2 separate regions of the Homo sapiens genome follow, and region 1 is linked to region 2. A link is a contact called in ENCODE Hi-C or POLR2A ChIA-PET data. All regions are on one chromosome and are shown on one strand. The core of a region is the stretch at or near the end of the contact, and the rest is flanking DNA. Distances in the headings are between cores, read along the strand shown. Region 1 overlaps CNGB1 (cyclic nucleotide gated channel subunit beta 1). Region 2 holds the start of ADGRG3 (adhesion G protein-coupled receptor G3).

Region 1 (4,351 bases), core at 800-3,299, 220 kb before region 2:
CACTACCCTTTAATGTGGTTACTTTATTCATTTGAAATACAGGTAGGTTCACTTGTTTCAGTTTACATTCCATTTAGGGCTCCTGCCACCCTGATCTTTGTTGACTTTTTCTTGTTTTCAGTATGTAGAACATTAACATGTTCCTGAAGGTCAACACTCTGCAAAATGGGGCACTCAGAAAAGCGTCCCAACTCTCCCTGTCCCCATTGCCCCCTGACTGCAACTCCCATTATTACGTGGCTCGTTGCATCAATTTCTGCCTTTTCTTTCCTCTGCTTACTTTTGCGAAAATGGACAAGTCCACAGACATTTTCTTTTTTTCTTTTTTGAGATGAAGTCTCATTCTGTAGCCTGGGCTGGAGTGCAGTGGTTAGGTCTTGGCTCACTGCAACCTCCACCTCCCGGGTTCAGGTGATTCTCCTGCCTCAGCCTCCTGAGTAGCTGGGATTACAGGCATCTGCCACCATTCCCAGCTAATTTTTGTATTTTTAGTAGAGATGGGGCTTTGCCACGTTGGCCAGGCTTGTCTCGAACTTCTCACCTCAGGTGATCTGCCCGCTTCTGCCTCCCAAAATTCTGGGATTACAGGTGTGAGCCACCACACCCAGCCCAAACATTTTCTTATTTCTTCTTCTTTCTTACACAAAATATGGCATGCTGTAGATTCTTGTACTTTGCTTTGTTTCCACATGACGACAAAACCCGGAAATCATTGTCTATCAGTGCAGAGTCAGCTTCCTCATTCCTTTCCACAGTGGCAGAACATTCCTGTAAATGGACATTTAGGGTATTTCCACAATTTTGCAATTACAAACAGTGGTGCAACGAATAACCGTGTGCATCCGTATTTTGCATTGTTGGGGAACAGGTCATTCTTTTTAGAAAAGCCGGTTTTTGTTTTCAAACCCTTAAGATCAGGTTTCAAATTGAGCGACAGGCAACGTAGTGTGTCAGGAACCCCACAATAGGTCTGGGAGGCTGGCGGGGCTCAGATCCCTTCCATGTGAGGTGCTGGCTGTGTGACTTTGAGGAAGTTGTTTAACTTTTCTGGTCTCAGTTGTCTCCTATGTAAAATAAAGGTCATAACCCCTACTTTGCTGCTGTAAATTTTTTTTGTTTTTTTGAGATGGAGTCTTGCTTTGTCGCCAAGGCTGGAGTGCAGTGGCGCAATCCTGGCTCACTGTAACCTCTGCCTCCTGGGTTCAAACAATTCGATTCTCCTGCCTCAGCCACCCCAATAGCTGGGACTACTGCAGGCACATGCCACCACACCCGGCTAATTTTTGTATTTTAAGTAGAGACGGGGTTTCACCATGTTGACCAGGCTGGTCTGGGACTTCTGACCTCAGGCGATCTGCCCGCCTTGGCCTCCCAAAGTGCTGGGATTACAGGTGTGAGCCACTGTGCCTGGCCTGCTGCTGTGAAAATTAAATAGTGTGCAGGAATGTCTCCGGTGGGGTGCCTGTCATACAAGAGAGCTCAGTGCATGTTAATAAGGATCACTTCAGGCCGGGCGCAATGCTGCATGATTGTAATCCCAGCACTTTAGGAGGCTGAGGCGGGAGGATCATTTCAGCCCAAATATTTAAGGTTACAGTGAGTTATGATCGTGCCACTGCACTCCAGCCTGGGTGACAGAGCAAGACCCTGTCTCTCAGATAAATAAGCAATTGTTCCTCTGTAGCCATCAAATTCACCCTATAATTTTTCAGTTGGGTAAAACCTTTTTAATCCACATATCTGGGTTTTCCTCCTTGTCTTGTATCACACATTCTTATTTTCCCCTTCATTCTATACAATGACACCATAAATAAACTGCACAGAGAGCTGTCATAATAGAGGGAAGAAACTCACCAGCATCCATTCCTACAGCACAGTGATGTATCGAGTACACAGTGCTGAGTTCTGGGGACACAGGAGGGACCAAACAAAACTCACATTCTAGTCAGGGAACCGGCAATGGAAAGATGAGCGATGATGTGATGCGTCTGGCTACGAGGAAACACAAAGCCACGGGAGGAGCGGGAAGTGACGGAGAGCTGTCTGAGATAAGCTGGTTGGGGAAGCTGCTCTGAGCAGGTGGCATTTCAACGAGACCTGCACAAAGCAAAGGAGTGAGCTGGGGGACTGATGGCTGGGTACAGCATTCTGGGAAGAGGGAACAGCATGTGCAGAGGCCCTGGGGAGGAGCAGGCTTAGTGTGTGGGTGGCACAACAGCAAGAAAATTAGCATAGCTTGGTATGGGATCAGAGGAGTCTAGGGGAAGAGATTGGGTCAGACCTCAGAGGAAGATGGGAGCCATGGAGAGTTTTACACAGAGGAGTGACTTGAAGTGCCTTAGGTTTTCACAGGAGCCCTTTGGCAGCTTCGAGGTAAAAGGATGTAGTGTTGATGTCCAAGCATCATGCACACAAGACACTGAGGTCCCCTGGGGAAGGAAGCTGCCCCCAAACTCACCTTACCTGGTTGCTCTCAAGGGACCCACTGGACCCTTCCAAAACCCAGTCTATCTGAATTTCTCCCAGAAAATCTCCCCACGTTCCCCACCACATCAGTGGTGCGTGCCAGTGCCTCCTCTCCCCAGGGACAGGGAGGTAGAGTGGACCCTTGTGATTCATGGACTCCATATTTGCAAATTCGCCTCCTCACTGAAATGGACTTGCAACGCCAAGATCAATACTAACAGGCTTTTGTGGTCATTCAAGGACATGCCCAGAGCAGCAAAATACTTGAGTCACCCCAAGTGCACGCTCCCCGCTGAAGTCCCTGTTCTGTCTTGTGGTTTTAGCTCTTGTACTGCGAAGAGGTGTCTTTTTATGGTCCATTTAATGCTACTCTTTTTTTTTTTTTTTTTTGCATTTTTGTGCTTTTTGTTGGCGATTGCACTGTTTAAAATGGCCCCCCAGCATAGTGCTGAAGTGCCGTCTCATGTTCCTAAGCACAAGAAGTCTGCAATGTGCCTTACACAGAAAATATGTGTTAGATAAGCTTCATTCAGGCATGAATTACAGTGCTGTTGGCTGTGCGTTCAATGTTAATAAAACAATAATCTATATTTAATAAGATGTCTTTAGCCGGCACAGTGGCTCATGCCTGTAATCCCAGCACTTTGGGAGGCTGAGGTGGGTGGATCACCTGAGGTCAGGAGTTCAGGATCAGCCTGGCCAACATGGTGAAACCCCATCTCTACTAAAAATACAAAAATTAGCCAGGCGTGGTCATGGGCACCTATCATCCCAGCTACCCGGGAGGCTGAGGCAGGAGAATGGCTTGACCCTGGGAGGCAGAGGTTGCAGTGAGCCAAGATCACACCACTGTAATGCAGCCTGGGCAACAAAGTGAGACTCTGTCTCAAAATAATAATAATAATAATGTCTTTAAAAAGAAACACACATAAGACAAGTTTATTATTATTAATTTTAGAGACAGGGTCGTGCTCTTTCACCCAGGCTGGAGTGCAGTGACACGATCATAGCTCACTGCAGCCTCGAACTCCTGGGCTCAAGAAATCTCCCGCCTTGGCCTCCCAGTGTTCTGGGACTGTGTGTGAACCACCACGCCTGGCCAAGTTCATGTATTATGGTTGATGAATGTTGTGATGGGAGATTTGTAGGAATCTAGCCTTGTATTTCCCCTAGGAACAATGTTTCCATTTTTGCTAATTCAGTGTCCGCAGAGATCTTATAGGACATAATTACTACAAATCATGAGATTCAACTGCTTATGACTGAAAACTGGTACCAGGTCTCCCCACCCTCTCTTCTTGCCCCCACCCCCACCAGGAGGAGCAAAGCTCAGGAAAGCCATGCTTTTAGCTGTTACCCATCCTGCTGGGTGGGTTAGGCAAGAGTTTGGCAAATCAGATGGGACCCCAAAGGCACCTCCCAAGAGCTGTGCAGAGGCCCCCATTCCTGACAGTGCCTGTGCACCTGTGTCCACACTGAGAAGGCTGAGGTGTGGGTGGGAGGCAGCCAGGCGAAGGAATGGGGCTAACAGGCCTCACAGCAACATGGGGGGGCGTGGGAATGGGGGTCTCAGCCATGAGTCATCAGAGTGGTTGTTTGCTGGCCAGGCCAGCTTGACCAGAGAGGCAGGGGATTGTGTATGAGCTCTGCTCATCAGGGGAGATACACTGTCTGAGAACCATAGTCCCGGGGACATCTGAGTTGGTGAGGGCCACGTGTGGGATTCTGTCCAAGCTCCCTGCTTTGCAGATGGGGGACCTGGGTCCCCAAAGAAGTGAAGTGCTGAGATCTCCGGCTTGACCACTCCAAAAAAGAGGATGAAGAGGTCTTATGTGGGTCACTTGCTCCAGGCTGATTGCTCAATCTCAGTTACAGGGAAGCATAC
Region 2 (3,892 bases), core at 478-2,977:
TAGCCACAGTCTGGCTGTAGAAGCCCAGGGGGCCACTCCCTCCTGGCCCCTTTAGACCTCACGGTGCTGAAGGCTGCCCCAGGTGCCAGCCTGCCCAGTGACCACCCTCCTTGCTCCCCGTGCCCTGCCCGCACCTTTGTCACGTGTCCCTTCATGCCAGGCCCTCCATTGCATCCACCCCTTGCTCAGCCCTAACAGCTGGGTCTCACATGCGAGCCCCCACCACACTGTGTCACTCCTGCAGACTGTGAGCCTTTTGAGGGCAGGGGCCAAGTGGTACCAGCAGGAGCAGAGGGCACCATCGATGCTTCCTGAATGAATGAATGAATGAATGAATGCGCAAATGGAGAATGGAGACTAACACATCACTGTCCACACAGGAAGTGTGCAGACCTTCCTGTGTGTAGACCTCTCAGAGCTCCTTGCTCAATCAAATGGCTGCTGCTCTGCCCCAACCAGAGCACCCACATCACCATGGGGGAAACAGCATCACCTGGAGGAGGCTTGAAGGCCCAACCAGCGATGACAGCTGGGACCTGAGGACGCCCATGAGCCCTGGTCACAGCTGCCATCGGTGGCTCCGTTCATTCATCTATCAAGGGCTGCCTGGTGGCCTGCTCTGTACCAGGGCCTCCCGGGGCCACTAGGAGGACAGTGCTGTCATCTCCCACCCTTTTTTGAGCCAGGGACTGATTCACTCCACTGAATCTTCCAATGTTTGAAAAGAAGAGGGTTATTTGAAGACCAAATAAGTTGATCTATGTGGCCAAAGTCACGCGACCACACGCTGGACACACAGGGAGATGGACATGCAGGCCCCTCACCGAGTCAGGAGCAAAAAGAGAGTGGCCTGCAAGGCCCTGAGACAGGAGCACTGAGGAGGGAGCACTAACGGGGGAGCACCTCCCTCTGTCCGAGAGGGTTGCTAAGACGCCACAGAGGCCAAGAAGGGTAAATGGAGCTGGCTAAGTGGGCAAGGGGTAGGGGGACAGCTTTCCTGGGAGAGAGGCCAGCAAAGGCAAGGCCCGGGCACTTCCATGGCCTCTGGAGACGCACCATGTGTTTGTGTGTGAGACGGGAGAGTGACGGGGAGGAGTGTGGATCCTGGCTCAGGCCACTGAGGACCAAGAGGTTGTGGCTGAGACTGGGAGAGGGAGCCGGTGTGGGGTGACATGTGCGGGAGGAGAGGTCCAGAAGAACGAGGTGACAGACCTTCCTGGCCTCAGCTTCCAGAGTGTCTGAATCCCGTCCCCAGGATCTCACAAGCCAGCTGGAGAATTGCCTGCCCGGGGCCAACCCCTGTCTCAGAGCCAGGCCTGTCAGGGAGACACAGCCCAGGTTGGGGAGTCAGGGAGCACCCTCCGACCTCCCCTATCTCCAGGGCACTGTGGAGCAACAAAGGGAACCTGAGACCAGTCCTGAGCAAGGTTTAGTGGAAGGACAGGACTGACCCAAAGGGACAGGGCTAGAGAAGGTGCTGAGGCGGCCACGGGGGGTATCGGAGGACACATCCCAGACACCCCAACTCCTCACCTTCTCCAGTCCCTGCGTCTGTCCCTGGATCCCTCCCTCGGCAGGGCAGGGTCGGCCCAGCGTGGCAGGAGGGGATGAGGTGCCAGCCACTCACCTGAGGTCGGGAGCAGGAGGAGCAGGAGCAGGGCCCCCAGGCCCCTGGGCGTCGCCATCCTTGGCCAGCCTTGCCCACGCCAGGAGCTCTGTGGCTGTCTGGCCCTCTGGCCCCAGGCTCTGCTGAGCTGGCCTGCCCCCACCCTGCAGCCCCACCACTCTGGCTTCCTGTGTCCTCTTTCTCACCCTTCCTGCTCGATGGCGCCATTGGTTGGGTTGTGAAAGGTGAGTGTGGGGAACTGGGCAGTGCTCCCAGTCTCACCGCACCCTGGGTCCACCTGCAGAGGGAGCTGCTGAGCCCACCCAGGTATGTGCCCCCGGGGCCCCACTGGGGTGGGATCTACGGGGCTAGGGGCTGGGTGGCCACAGGGGCCTGGCTCAGAGCGGATCCCTGGGAACTGTGGTGAGCACAGGCTTTGGAGTCAGGCGCACCTACTCAGACCCCTCCTCTCACAAGCTGGGAGCCTCTCTGAGCCTCAGTTTCCTCCTCTGTAAAGTGAAGATGGCAATGGGGCTGCCTCCTAAGGCTGTGTCAGGGTTTGATGAGACCTGCAACAAGCTGGGCACAGAGCCTGGCTCTGGGCATGAGGACGAAGACCCAGATGGTGCCTATGGCTTGAACCAGGCTGGAGGGTGTGGGAGGAGAGCAGGAGCTGGCCCTGCAGCCTGAGCTTCCCCCACCAGCCTGGATAACAGGACGGACCCAGAGGCAGGGTAGCGGGAAGACAGCAGTGCGGCCCCGGGGGCTGGTCAGGCCTGAGCTAACATCCATCCTGGCCACTTCCTGGCCGGGTGACCTTGCATGCACTGTCTGTCACCCTGAGCCTCCCGAGGTGTGTGATGAAATCATGGATGACGCAGGCGGAGCCGCCTGTGGCCATTACATCATTTCTGATCATCAGAGCTGTGAAATTGTTGTCTTTACACCCCAAATGGTCACTGATCAGGTGGGAGGTGGGGGTGGCAAACACTCCTGGGCTTCAGCCTAAAGGAATTAGGGCGCCAGCCACTCGGGCCAACTCTGGAGGCCCCACGGATGCACTGTGCATGAGGCCATGGCCACTTGGCAATTGGAAGGTGAAGGGCATCCCACCAAGGTGTGTGGTTGCTGGCATCCCCCTCTGGCCCACGGGGCTGGCACTAGCCCTACTCAGCCTTGGGATTGAACTGGGGAGCCGCTCAGCCCCTGCTGGCCTCCATTTCCTCCTCCTCCCACTCAGTGTCTCCTGCTGAGCCCTCTGGGTCTGGGAAGGGGTAGGGAGGGGATGTCAGGGTCACTCATGGTGTGGGAGCAGGTGGGAATTCAGCATGGAGCAGCAGGTCAGAGCCCAGGGCTTCCTGAGCCCCAGAAACTTCCTCTGCAGGGAGGGCTGCGAAGGCAGATGAATGGCTGGGCCTGCCACTGCTCCACACCTGGCCAGCCTTCTCCTGGAAGATCTGCAGACCTCCCTCCCAGCTGCAGGTGAGGGTGAGGTGGGGCAGTGGACTTGGATGTGCTGGGCCCATCGCTGAAGCCCCATCCTGGCACCTGGGCCCTCAGAGAGGCTCGCAGGTACCAGTGTGTGAAGAAGCGCCTGGGGGTGAGCAGACTGAGATTCCGAGCAGCCAGCCCACCTGGGAAGTGGGCAGAGGGCAGGTGCAGGGGAAGGTCAGGCAGGGCTGGAAGGAGGGCCACCTTTTCCTAAGGCCCCTTCCCTGAAACGCCCCCTGGGGACCAGGGACTAGCCTGGAGCCACTCACAGAACCCTGAGACCCCCCCCAACCCCAGGGCCAACAAAACAGTAGTGTCCCTTCCTGCCGCCTCCTGCCCCAGCTTCTCCCAATGGCTCCAGTGGGCAGGGCCTCAAGTCCTCCAGCGAGACCCAGCCAGCATTCAGCCCTCAGCTGCTCCAATCCATTTCCCAAGCTAAAGGGATGTTTCCAGATGCACGCCTGGCCACATGCTGGCAGAAAGGGCGATCCCACTGTCCAAAGCCCCACAGCCTGGGAAAGTGCATGATAATAACCATCGGGGTAAAAGGATCAGCATGGAACTGTTGGTGCCCTGTGCAGGGCCTACCTGAGAAGGTGAGACCCAACCCAAGACCCCTCCCCACTACCTGAGCCAGCCTCAGATGCAGAAACAAAATGTTTGAGAAGCAGGAGAATTGCGGAGGAACGGGGCTGGGTCATTTCCCCCCCATTCTGGAAGATGGGGGGAGTTGCCTCAACCCCCATCCCAGGACCTAGCCCAGCCATGGGGCTCTGAGAGACCCCCCTCACGGAG

Evidence for each region. Hi-C counts contacts between places; a loop is a spot of excess contacts on that map. ChIA-PET counts read pairs that join two places held with the same protein, here RNA polymerase II (POLR2A).
Region 1: a loop to region 2 is called in a map of K562, with 2.2 times the contacts of the local background. The contact joins the enhancer-like site here to the promoter of ADGRG3 in region 2. A Hi-C loop is called at or near these places in 1 of 168 maps with a recorded cell type or tissue (K562). POLR2A ChIA-PET finds 5 or more read pairs at or near these places in 2 of 52 experiments (BJ and HepG2).

The regions. Positions count from the first base shown.
Region 1 is chr16:57,890,578-57,894,928 of GRCh38, reverse strand. All of the region lies in intron 31 of CNGB1 (cyclic nucleotide gated channel subunit beta 1), which reads left to right. Among named protein-coding and RNA genes, the nearest start is that of CNGB1, 78 kb to the left of the region's middle. Within about 2 kb of position 2,049, at least 8 of the 41 ENCODE cell types and tissues checked have a DNase peak (open chromatin) inside an H3K27ac peak, as active enhancers do.
Region 2 is chr16:57,666,141-57,670,032 of GRCh38, reverse strand. ADGRG3 (adhesion G protein-coupled receptor G3) reads right to left here and starts at 1,727. Exons shown (of 12, transcript NM_170776.5): 1 at 1,628-1,727. The coding sequence starts at 1,685.